Linked DNA regions of Homo sapiens: region 1 is linked to region 2. A link is an interaction called in ENCODE POLR2A ChIA-PET data of the cell type or tissue named here. Cell type or tissue: Panc1. All regions are shown on one strand. Links, peaks and the distances in the headings refer to the core of each region. The heading gives the core; the rest is flanking DNA.

Region 1 (2,500 bases), core at 1-2,500, 58 kb before region 2:
GATAGTGGACTTAAAAATAAACTGAGGTACCCTCTAACACAACCTTGTAGAAAAACACTTCTTGTCTCTGTAGACTCTACAACCTTGTTGATAATTTCTGAGAAGAAATAATTTTTAGCAGCAATATATTTACAAAGACAAAAATTAAGGTCAATTACTGCTGTAACAATTTTCAAGGTTCAGTCAAAATTATTTTACTAGTTTTGCTGCACTGAATCTAGCTAACTTCTAGGGTTTAGATATCTTTCAATAATCTATAAACTCGAATATGAGTGCTGGCTAGTGTAGTATTTAAGTACTGGCTGGGTGATGAGAATAAGAATAACCAGATAGGCCCAATTAAGAAGATCTCACATGACAAAAGATTTGAATTAGGCTTTGAAGGAGGAGAGGGCAAAGATTGCTAAGTTAGATGTAATGGTGTATGCAAAGGCACAAAGTCTGGAATGAACAAACCATTAGCAAGCAAACTACTTCCGAAGACAGATGAGATGTGTGGGCCAAGCTGAGAGGAATAAAATTTCCCATGTTTTGAGTCGAGAAATCAGATAAATAACTTTAAAAAGAGAATGAATGGCCGGGAGCAGTGGCTCACGCCTGTAATCCCAGCACTTTGGGAGGCTGAGGTGGGCAGATCACTTGAGGTCAGGAGTTTGAGACCAGCCTGGCCAACGTGGTGAACCCCCAAATAAAAATTAGCTGGGTGTGGTGGCAGGCGCCTGTAATTCCAGCTACTTGGGAACCTAAAGCAGGAGAATCGCTTAAACCCGGAAGGTGGAGGTTACAGTGGTCCGAGACGGCACCAATGCACTCCAGCCTGGATGACAGAACGAGACTCCGTGTCAGAAAAAAAAAAAAAAAGAGAATGAGTATCCTTCTGCAGAAGTTGGACTTAATAAACAAAAAAGAAGAAAAGAAAAGGAAAAGACCACCCATCTTTTGAAAGATCTGGTATTGGGAGAGCTGGCTGGTCATTTTCTGCAAGCGCTATCATACCAGGACTAAAGACGTGGTTCTGGAAATTTCACTGGAGATAGTGAAATAAATGTACATGAACCCCAAATGAAGTGAAAGATAAGAGAAAAAGGCCTATAAATGGAGCCTCAACTGACATTTATAATTAAAAGCTGATAAAAAGATTAGAGAATAGGAGGTCACAAAGATGGACAAATTAGAATGACACTACACAAGCCAACATCAAAAAGATTTTAAGCATAGCCAGGTACAGAGGCATGAGCCTGTAGTTCCAGCTTCCCAGCTACTTGGGAAGCTGAGGTGGGAGGATCACTTGGGCCCAGGAGTTTGAGGCTGCAGTGTATGATGATCACACCTGCACTACTCCAGCCTGGGCAACATAGCAAGACCTCCTCTCAAAAGAAAAAAAAAAAAAGAAAAATTATTTTAAACATTAGGCAATATTGTAAGGAAAGAACAGTATTTAATGTGGTAGTTTTCCTGTATGTTCAAATGTTCAAGAAGCACTGACTAACCAACAGCACAAAAACACAAGAGATCATACATCTTTCGGCTGGGCGCATCAGCTGAGGTTAGGAGTTCAAGACCACCTGGTCAACAGGGTGAAACCCCATCTCTACTAAAAATACAAAAATTTGCCAGGCATGGTAGCCGGCGCCTGTAATCCCAGCTACTTGGGAGGCTGAGGCAGGAGGGTCGCTTGAACCTGAGGTGAAGGTTGCAGTGAGCCAAGATCACGCCACTGCACTCCATCCAGCCTGGGTGACAGAGCGAGACTCCATCTCAAAAACGAAACAATACAACAAAAGAGACCATATAACTTTTGTTTAGGATTCAGAAAGAAGTCACATCTGGAAAAAAGAAATATACTAAATTTCCCCAGGACAAGCAGTTTAATGATAGCTGCTGATAATGTATGCTAACTTGTAACTCAAATTTTCTCATTTAAAGTGTAGCTCTAAATTTAGGAGTATTTTAATAATTTCCCAAAGCTAAAGGGAAGAAATTTTATTTCCCTAGTAACTACAACCAAACAAAAATCCTAACAATTTGGCAATTTACCCAAGACAGTAAAATAAAATCCTGAAGCCTAATATATGGAGCCTAAAGATGATGACCATGTCAAAAACTATCAGGGCACTGAAAGATTAGGAAAAGTATATACTATAAAAACAAAAGGGAATGAATAGAATAAATCACTGAAGAACAAAGATATAGCTTGGGCTCCTGTTACTCACTGTTCTACTGTAAGAGAATAAATGTAGTTTTCTTAGTTGTGGTCAGTAATGAAAAATTTTCTTTGTTTTTAGATTTGTTGTGCTACCATGGTCCTTCTTAATAATGCAAGACACATAGGCTATACATTTGTGAAATGTGATTTTCCTGTTTAATCTTTAATATCAAGTCTTTTTTTGTTTGAGATGGAGTTTTGCTCTCGTTGCCCAGGCTGGAATGCAGTGGTGCAATCTCCACTCACTGCAACCTTTGCCTCCCGGGTTCAAGTGATTCTCCTGCCTCAATCTCC
Region 2 (12,597 bases), core at 4,369-6,868:
GGTTGGAGCACAATTCCAAGTTTTCATTATAATAACCACTATTTGCAGATGAACTGTGTAGTATATTGTGATTATTTATTCTTTCTTGCACAACTTTTTAATTTCTCTGAGGTTAATAATTGTCTTATTTCCCCCCTCCCCTTGGTTTTCTCTGTAGTTATAACTAATTCAACCACAATCTCTCCCCAACTGCCTAAATCTCTCAACAGTTTCAAGCTCGTCACATATTCTATCATTTTCATCTTTTTGGAGAAATCTTTCCCTGAGATTTCCAACTTACTCCATTTGACTTGGCTGCTCTCTGTGCCTGCTGCATAATTATCTTCCCAGGATATCTCTTCACCATTCTCCTAGGGATGCTTTATGCTTTTCTCTTGAGTTGGAGCTTCTGTTTCTTATATCTTTCTCTCCTTTCATTATCTCCTTTGTTTGGGTGGTATACATCCTTCAGTAGCTTCCTAAGAAACTGTACATAGGAGGTAATTTTTAGACAGTTCATGTCTGAAGATGTCTTCATTTTGCCCTTATGCTTAATTAATATGTGAATTTTGGGCTGGAAATAATTTTTCCTCAGAATTTTGAAAGCACTGCTCCATTTTCTTCTGGATTCTAGACATTTTGACTCTCTACTCTATATATGGCCTGTTTTCTTTTCTGAAATTTTTTATAAACCCCAGTGTTCTTAAATGTCATGTACATGTGTTTTTTTCTGTGGTTCTATTTTCACATATTGTGCTGGGATTAGATGGGCCTTTTCCATCTGAAAACTTATGCCTTTCAGTTCTGATAAATTTTCTTGAATGATGTCTTTGATAATTTCCTCCCTTTGATTTTTTTTCCCAATTCTTCTCTTAGAGCAGGGATTCCCAAACCCCTGGGCTGTGGACTGGTACTGGTTCATGGCCTGGGACCGGTCCATGGCCTGTTAGGAACTGGGCTGCACAGTAGGAGGTGAGCAGCGGGCAAGTGAGTGTTATTGCCTGAGCTCCACCTCTTGTCAAATCAGTAGGAGATTCTCATAGAGGTGTGAACCCTATTGTGAACTGCACATGTGAGGGATCTAGGTTGTGTGCTCCTTATGAGAATCTAATATCTGATGATCTGAGACAGGACAGTTTCACCCTGAAACCATGCCCCAACCCCAACCCCTATCCATGGAAAAATTGTCTTCCACAAAACCGGTCCCTGGTGCCAAGAAGCTTTGGGACTGCTGTCTTATAGAATTCTTGTTATTCAAGTGCTAGGTATTCTTGAATGATCTTTTTATTTTCTTTAAATCTCTACATTCCTATTTCCTGTCTTTTTGTCATTTTGCTCCACTTTCTGGGAAATTTCTTCAACTGTATCTTTCAAATCTTTCACTGAGATTTTCATTTCTGCTAATAATCTCTAAATATCCTTATTTCTTGAATGCAATATCTTCTTATCTTTCTAAGGTTATTAATTACAGTTTTGTGGTGTCTTATTTTCTCTGCAGTCTGTTTCCTCCAAGTTAGGTGTTTTGTTTTCTGTTTGTTGTGGTCTGTTTATCATACTGGAGGTTTGCCTCAGATGCTTGGTGAGTCTTAGATAGCTACTTATATTCAAGAGAGGCACTCTTGCAGGCTGTTTGGAAGATCTGAGCATGTGGGTGGGGCTTATTTGTGGGCTTCATTGTATGATGATCTGGGGTTGGGGGATGGTTTCAGGATGAAACTGGTTCCACCTCAGATCATCAGACATTAGATTCTCATAGGGAGCACACAACCTAGATCCCTCACATGTGCAGTTCACAACAGGGTTCACACCTTTATGTAATCTAACGCTCCTGCTGATCTGACAAGAGGTGGATCTCAGGTGATAACATTTGCTGGCCCGCTGCTCACCTCCTACTGTGCAGCCCAGTTCCTAACAGGCCATGGACCGGTACCATGGAAGGGAGGAATGTCATTGAGGAACCCTTAAAGTTGAAATTATTTGGTATTTCCTCTTGGACTGGTCGGATTCTGTAGAGAAGATGCTCTAATATTTTGTTTGTAAAAAAAAAAAAAAAAAAAAAAAAAAAAAAGGCTGAGCTGGCCAGGCATGGTGGCTCATGCCTGCAATCACAGTACTTTCCGAGACAAAGGTGGGTGGACTGCTTGAGCCCAGGAGTTTGAGACCAGCCTAGGCAACATAGCGAGACCTCATCTCAACAATAAAAATAAATACAAAAAATTTGCCAGGCATGTTGATGTGCACTTGTGGTCCCAGCCACTCAGGAGGTTGAAGTGGGAGAATGGCTTGAGCTGGGGAGGCAGAGGAGCTCAGATTGTATCACTGTACCCCAGCCTGGTTGATGGAGTGAGAACCTGTCTAAAGAGAAGAGAAGAGAAGAGAAGAAAAAAAAAAGAAAAAGACTGAGCTGAGAATACTCCCTTTAATCTCCTGGAAACAGTACGCCAACCTTCAATAGTGCCTTATTGTCCAGATAATATGCCTCCTACTGATGAGGTGGAGCAGAAGCTCCAGGGATCCTACGTGTTCTTAAAACACTCTTCATCCAATCAATCTGCTTTTAGCCCTCCTTCCCCCTCACTTTCAGTAGAACCTCATACCACCAATTCCTGAGCCTTTTAGGACTTGGGGGGTGAATATCAAATTGCTTTTTGGCTTTCCCCATTTCTAGCTTAAGAACTGCTTTCTCAGATGTGCTAGTTAGTTGCCACTTGGTCATCACCTTTTCAAATTCCAAAATTTTATTGCTGTTACGGCTTTTCCATCCTTCTTTGTGAGTTTGTGCCTTAGAAAGAATCTTGTTATGTTGATTCATTAGAGTTTTAGGAGGAAGCAAAAATAAACACAGGGTTCCATCTGCCCTCTTAATTTAGTAGTCCCTCAGCTAGGCTTCCTAGTTAACTCCTTGCATTTCTGGGACTACTTCCTATTTCTTTTTCCTTTAAGACCCATTACTGATTCCTTTTTGCTTCGGACTTTTCTTATAGGATATTTCAACATTAACAAGATGAAATCCAACAGGGATAAACTGTAAGGTTTTATACTTGGAATAAAAACCCTGATTAAACAACCCGGAATAGAAGAGGTGTTGCTTAATGTCCACACGTGGAAAAAACTGTAAGATAAACATGCAGTAATTCAATGATGTGATATGACTGTTCTTCAAATGCTAATTCATAAGTGGGCTGCATTAATGAAGAATAATGCTCAGAACAGGGGAGAGAAGGTGATACTCCCTCTCGCCTTCTTAGTATTTGCTTCTGGATGCTCTGATGTCCCCCACCCCATACTTTAAGAAGGACAATGACAGCATATAACAGAAGCAGACAAAAGTGAATGGGTGGGGTGTGGCATGGCGGTGTGCATTTGTATTCCCAGCTACTCCAGGAGGCTGAGGCAAGAGGGTCCCTTGAGTTTAGGAGTCTAGCCTGGGCAACATAATGAGACTCCATCTCTAAAAAAAAAAGTGAATGGTTGGAGATAGGGTTTAAAGCCTCAGCATATGGGCCAGGCGCGGTGGCTCATGCCTGTAATCCCAGCACTTTGGGAGGCCGAGGTGGGCGGATCATGAGGTCAGGAGTTCGAAACCAGCCTGGCCAAGATGGTGAAACCTTGTCTCTACTAAAAATACAAAAAATTAGCCGGGTGTGGTGGTGGATGCCTGTAATTCCAGCTACTTGGGAGGCTGAGACAGGAGAATCACTTGAACCCAGGAGGCGGAGGTTGCAGTGAGCTGAGATCACACCATTGCACTCCAGCCCAGGCAACAGAGTGAGACTCTGTCTCAAACAAAACAAAACAAAACAAAACAAAACAAAAAAACCTCAGCATATGAAGAATGTTTAAAGCAACTAACGGTGCTTTGCTTGAGACAGAATTTGAGAGGGGAGTGTGAAAAGCTGTCATGTGGGTTAAGGATTAAATTTGGATTGTTTTCCAGGAGGCCAGCATTTGAACTAATGCTAGAAAATACAGAGAGAAAGGTGCCAGTTCAAGATAAAAAAGACCTTTCTTCTGATAAGAGCTCTTTGGAAAGGGCATAGGCTGGCCCGGGAGATACTATTGTCTCTGTCCCTGAAGGATTAGTGGTTGAATTAAGTAACTAAGGTCCTTTCCAGTCCTGTTATTCTATGTCAAGGTCAAAGAATCATTCAGAGCTGAAAGGGCTATAAACGTGATTTAGAAATATATTCCTCATTTTTTTAACAAAGAAATTGAGAGCCAGCTGATCAGTGCCTGAGCAAGTTCTCCAACCAAGTCTTCTAATTCTCCACTGTGCATTCCTTTTGGTCTTCCACACCAGCCTTTTATAGTTCAAACTCCATTTGTTATTTTATAGCCCCTACCATATTTGAACATTTATAGTGAGAGTTTCCTCAAAGAAATGCATGTAATTTTACATACAATGCATTTGTGTTTGTAAAGGATGAAGACTTTCCCAGAATTTATGCACCTCTTACAGCCTCTCAATGCTCAGGTCTTAAATAGATACCAAACGTGTCCTCAGGGCACGGGTGACACTTTCAGCTCAGCAACAGTGACTACATATGTCTGCATATATTTGCCCTATGATCTGAGGTACGTTTTGAGGGCTATGCTTTGAGTTCCCTGACCTGGGTTTGAAAAGTCTTTCACTTGTTAGTGTCCTGACACTGGCTATAACATATGAACCTCATATATATAATATGTAAAATCTAAGGCCTTATGGCAAATCATTTGTGAACATTTGTATGGTTACTGACTCCTTGGCCTGTCTGTCCTCATTAATCATAAACTCTGGGCTTAGCTATTTCAGTCTAACAATGTTTTCATTCTCCCCAGACTGTAAGGATTAGCCTGGTCCAGAAGTCCAAAAATCAGAATTAAGAATTGGGCAGAAGGCAAGGATTTATGCATGCGGAGCAGGTGTTAACGAGTTTGCTGTTGCCAGAGGTCAAGGACAGGCTGGAATCTAGGGGGGCAAGTCACAAGTTAAGGAAAGGCAAAGTTCCAAATCCAGGCAGACAGGGTCAGGCCCAGAGGCCAGCACTCAGAACATGAATGGTAACGTCCTTCTGGGGCACATCAGAAGTCTAGGAGTATATATGGGCATAAACTTGAAAGTCACTTGTCACTGTAATTATCTGCTTAGAGAGGGGATCAGATTCTTGGTAGAGTCTGCTGGCTTAATTAAAAAATAGCTGTAAGAATGCCATACTTCCTTCTAATTAAACATTTAAGGAAAAAACTGCATGGTAATACTCATAGCATTCCTGCCCCAAACAGCAATTACTTCATTTCCTTAAACTTTTACTGGGGAAAACAATTTCACGCTTGGGAGATAGGTAAAGGGTAGTCATGATGATGCATTTTCATGTTGCAGTTTTAGGAACTGATGGGACAGCATTTGAAGCAGCTTTTCATATCTGACCATCAATGAGCCACAACCCCCTAACATTGTTTTATCTTCTTTCTTTTTCTGTGTAGGTAAAAGCAGGATAGCATCTCTCTGTTTGATTAGGCAAGGATCAGGAGGGTATGGTGGTGAACAACCATTGGTGAGCAGTGTTGCTCTGTAGTGACTACATGTCAATTTCTTCATAGGCAGGATGAATGACCACAGATGAAATGCTCTGTAAGCTGTGATGAGGCCACTGAGTCATCTAGTTTGACAGGGTACTATTAAAGTAAATCACACAGTGATGAAAGGAGACCAAAAAAGAAGTACTGACCTTCTTTAGAAACCTTTTCATTTTCTTAGCTTAGGTTCATTTTATTTTTAGGAGGTATAATTGTTCTTTTTGGTCCACTCAAATAGGAGCTTCTTTTCTTACATTTTTTGGCAGGACTTGAATATAATAACCTTATCCTAGGAGACTTCCTGATTACCTTTGAAATGAGAGAGAGGGGGAAGCATAAGACAATTAAAAATGAAAGCCATGGTTGGAAAAAAACTTTTAGAGGTTATTTAATTTAACTCTCCTATGTAGCAGTTTTACTTGAAGCCTGAACTATTTCAGGAAACTGAATTTCTTTCCTTGAAGATTCTCAGGAAAACACTCATAACTATCCTAGACATTTAGGCAAGTACTTAAGAATTGGGTCTTAGCTAAATTCACCCTGGTGTTTCTTGCTTCTAGACAGGATTAAACCCAGTGATAATCTACAGAGCCTTTTTTGTTTTAAATGATTCAATAGGGAAATTAATTCTTAAAGGGAGGCCGGGTGCAGTGGCTCACGCCTGTAATCCCAGCACTTTGGAAGTCTGAGGCGGACAGATCACTTGAGGCCAGGAGTTCGAGACCAGCCTGGCCAACATGGCAAAACCTCGTCTCTACTAAAAAAATACAAAAATAAGCCGGATGTGGTGGTGCATGCCTGTAATCCCAGCTGCTTGGGAGGCTGAGGCAGGAGAATCACTTGAACCTGGGAGGTGGAGGTTGCAGTGAGCCGAGATCACGCCACTGCACTTCAGCCTGGGCAACAGGGTGAGACTCCATCTCAAGAAAAAAAAAAAAAATTCTTAGAGGGGGAAGCTACAAGTTGTACTGCTCAGGCTCCACTCAAATTTTCCTTTGGATCTCATCTTAATGTTGGTAGTACACTTTTAAAACCAGTACTAGGTGCAAAGTTCCTGAGGCAAGAAAAAAAGTTAAAAAAAGAAACAGTACTAGGGCATGTATACAACTGCATAAGGCAATTACAGATGAGGAAACTGAGGTACAGAGAGCCCCGGTATACTATTAGACCATCTGGCTTTTGGGACAAAGATGATGCTTCTTCTCTGGGTAAAGATTTATCCAGATAGTGGTTTCTGCAGATGGAAAATGAGTTCCAGTAGAGCCCTCAGCCTGTGTATGCTCCGTATGATCACAATCTAAAATGTAAAGCTGGTGGTGATTTGTGAGGCTTGGTGTGTGTGCTATTGCTTGGACAATTTTTTTTTTTTTTTTTTTTGAGACAGAGTCTCACTCTGTGGCCCAGGCTGGAGTGCAGTGGCACAATCTTGACTCACTGCAACCTCCACCCCCTGGGTTCAAGTAATTCTTCTGCCTGAGCCTCCTGAGTAGCTGGGATTACAGGCGCCCACCACCACATCTGGCTAATTTTTAGTAGAGATGAGGTTTCACCATGCTGGCCAGGCTGGTCTCAAACTCCTGACGTCAAGCGATTCACCTGCCTTGGCTTCCCGAAGTGCTGGGATTACAGGCATGAACCACTGCACCCAGCCTTGGAATACATTTTTATATTTCAGGGAATTTTTCATGAGAAAAGTTTTTTTTTTTTTTTTGAGACAGGGTCTCGCTCTGTTGCCCAGCCTGGAGTGCAGTGGCGTGATCATGGCTCACTGCAGCCTCAACTTCCTGGGTTCAAGCAATTCTCCTGCCTTGGCATCCCAAGTAGCTGGGACTGTAGGCGTGTGCCTTGATGCTAGCTAATTATGTTATTTTTTTTTTTTGAAGAGACAGAGGTCCTACTATATTACCCAGGCTGGTCTCAAACTCCTGAGCTGACACAATCCTCCTGCCTTGGCCTCCCAAAGTACTGGGATTATAGGCATAAGCCATGGTGCCCGGCCCATAAGGAAAGTTTATAACTGATTTTGAAAAAATTTAAGTAAAAACAGTTAAGAAAATTATTCTTAAAAATGACCAAATAGCAATGGAATTTTCATATATCAACTGCCTGCCTGTGGGGATGGTTTTGTGGTTCACTGAGGTTGCAACTTCCTTGTGCACTTTCACCTTTTACTTCCCTTCACTCTTCTGCCAGAAAGGTGACAGGTGGGGCCTTTCTGGGCAGTGAGAACATACTGTTTACTTTGGCAATCTTACAGATTTCTTACAGAAGGTGATACGATTTTCTTTAGGGTTAGACTTCTGAAGCAATTATTTGACCAGTATCATTTTGTACTTTATGAATCAAGAGCTTAAAAAATAGATTTTCTGAAAAGTCTCTTCTTTCCTTTCTATCTTAGTTTGTCTACTTTCTTTTTCTTTTTCTTTTGAGATGTGGCCCAGGCTACAGTGCAGTGGCACAATCTTGGCTCACTGCAGCCTCTGCCTCCTGGCTTCAAGCGATTCTCCTGCCTCAGCCTCTTGAGTAGCTGGGATTACAGACGCCTGCCACTGCACCTGGCTAATTTTTGTATTTTTAGTAGAGATGGGAGTCTCACCATGCTGCCCAGGCTGGTCTCGAACTCCTGACCTCAGCCTCCCAAAGTTCTGGGATTACAGGCGTGAGTCACTGTGCCCAGCCTCTTAGTTTGTCTTCTACATGGCACATTATCAGAGTTCAAAAAATCTCAGGATTGTCAAAAAAGTGATAATAATAATAATAACAGTAACAACAATAATATCAGACAGACTTCCCAGTCACTGTTCTAAGATGTGTCTAGCATGCTTTTATAAATAAAAAGCCAAGGAAGCTACCCCTGTTGTCTTGGTAAATTGCTTAGCAAATGCTGTGTGCCAGTGGGTACTTTGGAATGAAGATGCCAGCCTTTGCCATTCCTCATTCAAAGTCTATGCCAAACCTCACCTTACATCTCATGTTTTCTGAGCCTCTTTCCTAGGGTTTTGTGTGTCTGAGCTTACTAGAAAACACAGTTGGTTATGAAATCCTTCAAGATTCCCTTCCCTTAGTAAAAGTGCCAAAGTTCTATTACTGTAATAATCTTACAAAAACTAAACTAAAAAACAAACCTGCCCTAAGAAAAGATTTAAATTGCTATTGCTCACAACTAAGAAATCTTTATGAGCTGTGGATAAAGTTTTGTAACAGCCAACAAATATTAGCAGCCATAAGTCCATAAATTAACTATGAAAGTCAATGAATGTGCCTCTTGAATCAGATACCTGATACATTAGATTAGATTGTTTGAAAAAGGAAGGCCTCAAATAACACAAACCAGGAGCCCAGGAAAACATCTTTTCGTCTCCTTTTGTCTAATGTGGGCATTGATAGTCGGGTTCACCCAGGGAGGTGGGAACCCTGGATCCGCTTTCTTTTCCTTCTCTGTTTTCATCCCTCCCATTGTTTCCCTAGCGGGTGCCCAGTGGGTCCTCCGCAGGACTACTCTTCAAAAAGATTTGGCTCTTCAACCAGAGACCAGGAGCTACAAAAAAAAAAAAAAAAAAAAAAAAGAGAGAGAGAGAAAGATAAAGAAAGAAAAGATTTGGCTCAGAATTTACTGTCTTAACTTGGTTTCTTTATTCTATTCTGTCCTTGGGTTGGGCATTTCTGCTCATGTAAGCTCCCTGACTCCTACGTCTAATAAGAGTTTTTCTATTTTCTTTCTCATATCTCTGGATTTAGAAGAGATATCCTCTTTGATTCTTTAGTTGCAGCTCTTGCTCCATCTTACACATTTACCACTGTCTTCCTCATATTTGACTGGCCTCATGTGCAGTGTTACTATACAGTAAGTGCTTTGTAAATATTTGTTGAGATTTGAATGAAAATGAAGTCAGAAAGCTGGAATAGCCTGAGTTTATTACCTGTGAGCTGTGGACAGCTGTAATCTGAGAGACGGCAGGAGACACCTGAGAGGAGCAGCATGAATGCATGATAGGAGTCACAGCCTTGCCCCTCTGATTTCTTATGGTTTTTGGATTTTGTTCCCCCTTGGTAACTAGATGTTACACTTATAAATGTCACATGTATTTCTCAAATCAGAAAGTAGGAACTTAGTAGTTTTAGAAAATCACATGACCCAATTAAAAACCTTCCAAAGCTCAATCACTGACAATATTCAATTAAAATGCTTTATTGGGCTGGGCGTGGTGGCTCACGCCTGTAATCCCAGCACTTTTGGAGGCTGAGACAGGCGGATCACGAGGTCAGGAGATCAAGACCATCCTGGCTAACACGGTGAAACCCCGTCTCTACTAAAAATACAACAACAACAACAACAAATTAGCCGGGCGTGGAGGTGGGCGCCTGTAGTCCCATCTACTCAGGAGGCTGAGGCAGGAGAATGGCGTGAACCCGGGAGGCAGAGCTTGCAGTGAGTTGAGATCACGCCACTGCACTCCAGACTGGGCGACAGAGTGAGACTCTTGTCTCAAAAAAAAAAAAAAGCTTTATTGGTAATCATTTCTCTTAAACTGCAGAATAAAATGGCTTTATGAAAATGTCAGGCATAGAGACGATAATAATGCAACCTTATACTGTATTTATCTGATAATTACCCTATAGGTGATTTAAATGTTTAATAAGTGCCATTTTTGTGTTCTGTGGACTTGCAAGTGTCTCTCTAGGTGAATAATTTGGAGTGGTAAAAGGATCATTTCTCGAAGATGGAAGCAAAACCTCAAGAACACTGAGTAAAAGAAAACCTTTGCAATTCCCAGCAAATCAGAATTGCTCAGAGATCCCATTGCAGCAGTCTGTTTTCTTTGCTTCTTGGAAGAACCGTTGGAGGAGCAGCATTTAACACTGACATGCACACCCTCTTCTAAGTGGGGCGAGGTAGTGGTAGAAATAATGGAATTGAAGGCTATTTCGCCTTTAGAATTGGATTCCAAGTGGGCCGCACAGTGTTCTGTGCAAATGTGCTTTTTAATGTTCATAGGGAGAAAGACACAGACTCGTTAAAAGGAAAATGTAAAAATTTCTGGAAGGGACAAAGGATTAGTAGCCACCTGTGGCCTGATGTAAATTCCTTCCCTGGTACTCTTTTTTAAATTTTTAAATTATTTTATTTTATTTTTTGAGATGGAGTCTCACTCTGTCACCCAGGCTGGAGTGAGCACAATCTTGGCTCACCTTCGCCTCCTGGGTTCAAGTGATTCTCCTGCCTCAGCCTCCTGAGTAGCTGGGATTACAGGCACGTACTACCATACCTGGCTAATTTTTGTATTTTTAGTAGAGACAGGTTTCCCCATGTTGCCCAGGCTGGTCTTGAACTCTTGTGCTCAAGCATTTCACACACCTCAGCCTCCCAAAGTGCTGGGATTACAGGAATGAGCCACCGCATCTGGCCTTTTTAAAAAAAATTAATCTGGAAATCAGCTCCACCTTCCCTGCTACTCTTTAGCCAATTCCTTCCTTCTCTACCAACACTTAGAATCTTTTTCTATATTGGCAACACCCTTTTTCTCCTGTCTATAAACATGTTCATGTTTTCTTCCATCTAAAAAAGCTTTCTCACTTCAGTGAAATTTTTAGGGAAAAATGTAAAAAAATGTAAAAAGAAAAGAAAAAGAAAAAAGAATCTCTCTTCATATTGCATTTCTCTATTTCTTCCTTTATGTCATTGCTTGAAAGAGTAACAGTCTACACAGCGTTTGACATGTAGTGGGGTACTTTATAGTTATAGAATAGCAAAGGCATGCAAGTTGTAAAAACTGTCTTTATAAAGGTTTTGTAAAAAAAAAAAAAATCTTTCCTTGAAAAGTAGACATTGATAAGGAAGAAGAGGAGTTCTGAGCTTTGGTGGTTTTAAAACATGGCCCCCAAATTCTGTGATACTCTTCTCATTGAGAAGTGGAGTCTATGTCACCTCTCCTTGAATCTGGGTTCTGTGCTTATTTGGCTAATGAAATATAGTGGAAGTGAGCAGTGCCAGTCTCCAGGACCAGGTCTTCAGAACCTGGCAGCTTCCACTTCCTGTTTCTTGGACCCAGGCACCATGTGATGAAGAAGCCCAGGCCACACAGAGAGACCATCCTTAGATGTTCCAGCTGAGGGTCAAATACAATGGTTATTGTACAACACATATGTTTTGAGGTGGTTTGGTATGCAGTCCTAGATAACTGGTGAGCTGGTCTGTTCCTTTTCTAATCTTGCTTTCCATTAATCCTGACTGGCAGATGTAACTCCTTTAACTGGCCTGCAGGCTCCCATACACTCACATCTGTAGCCCTATCTTGCCGCTAGGCAATAGTTACAAACCCAAACGGCTTCAGGGGTGTGCAGGGCAGAGAACAAAAGAACCTTGACCAGCATAGCCTAATAGAATGTTCTCATGGAAAGTTCTTAATCTACGAATCCAATACACTGTCTGGCACACAAAGTGTGGCTAGTGTGAATGAGGGACTGAACTTTTAATTTAATTTAATTTTAGTTTTTTTTTTTTTTTTTTTTTTGAGACAGAGTCTCACTCTGTCACCCTGGCTGGAGTGCGGTGGTGCAGGCTCGGCTTATTGCAACCACCACCTCCCAGGTTCGAGAGATTCTCCTGCCTCAGCCTCCTGAGTAGCTGGGTGGGACTACAGGCATATGCCACCACGCCCGGCTAATTTTTGTATTTTTAGTAGAGACAGGGTTTCACCATCTTGGCCAGGCTGGTCTTGAGCTCCAGACCTTAGGTGATCTACCCACCTCGGCCTCCCAAAATGCTGGGATTACAGGTGTGAGCCACCATGCCCGGCCAATTTTAGTTAATTTTAACATGAAATGTAAAAGCCACATAGAGCTAGTGGCTAACTATGTAGAACAGTACAGCTCTAGACAATACCTGCTTATATGAAAGAAAACACTGGTCTAATTACATTGTTTTAGCATTTCTTAAGTCAAAGTTTTAGTGCATTCTGATTCTTAAAAATTGCATCAGTAGTACCAAAACAGCAGATTCCTGCCCCATCTTTTAGTCTCACTCGGCAGAGGCAACCACTTTCACTTCTCTTGGGCATTTCT

What was found. Peaks named below come from ENCODE experiments on the same cell type or tissue, not always from the same donor. Only the 100,000 strongest peaks of a DNase experiment are listed, where the experiment ranks them.
Region 1: POLR2A ChIA-PET joins it to region 2 with 5 read pairs; 4 of 35 experiments call an interaction of 5 or more read pairs at or near these places.

Annotation. Positions count from the first base shown.
Region 1 is chr1:224,124,004-224,126,503 of GRCh38, reverse strand. The region is part of intron 1 of FBXO28 (F-box protein 28); the gene reads right to left. Among named protein-coding and RNA genes, the nearest start is that of FBXO28, 11 kb to the right of the region's middle. In Panc1, for the core only: no CTCF peak of the experiment used is centred there; no DNase peak of the experiment used is centred there.
Region 2 is chr1:224,060,745-224,073,341 of GRCh38, reverse strand. It overlaps LOC105373061 (a long non-coding RNA gene), which reads right to left. Exons shown (of 3, transcript XR_001737824.1): 2 at 5,688-5,844; 3 at 94-466. Among named protein-coding and RNA genes, the nearest start is that of FBXO28, 47 kb to the left of the region's middle. In Panc1, for the core only: no CTCF peak of the experiment used is centred there; a DNase peak (open chromatin) is centred at 5,591.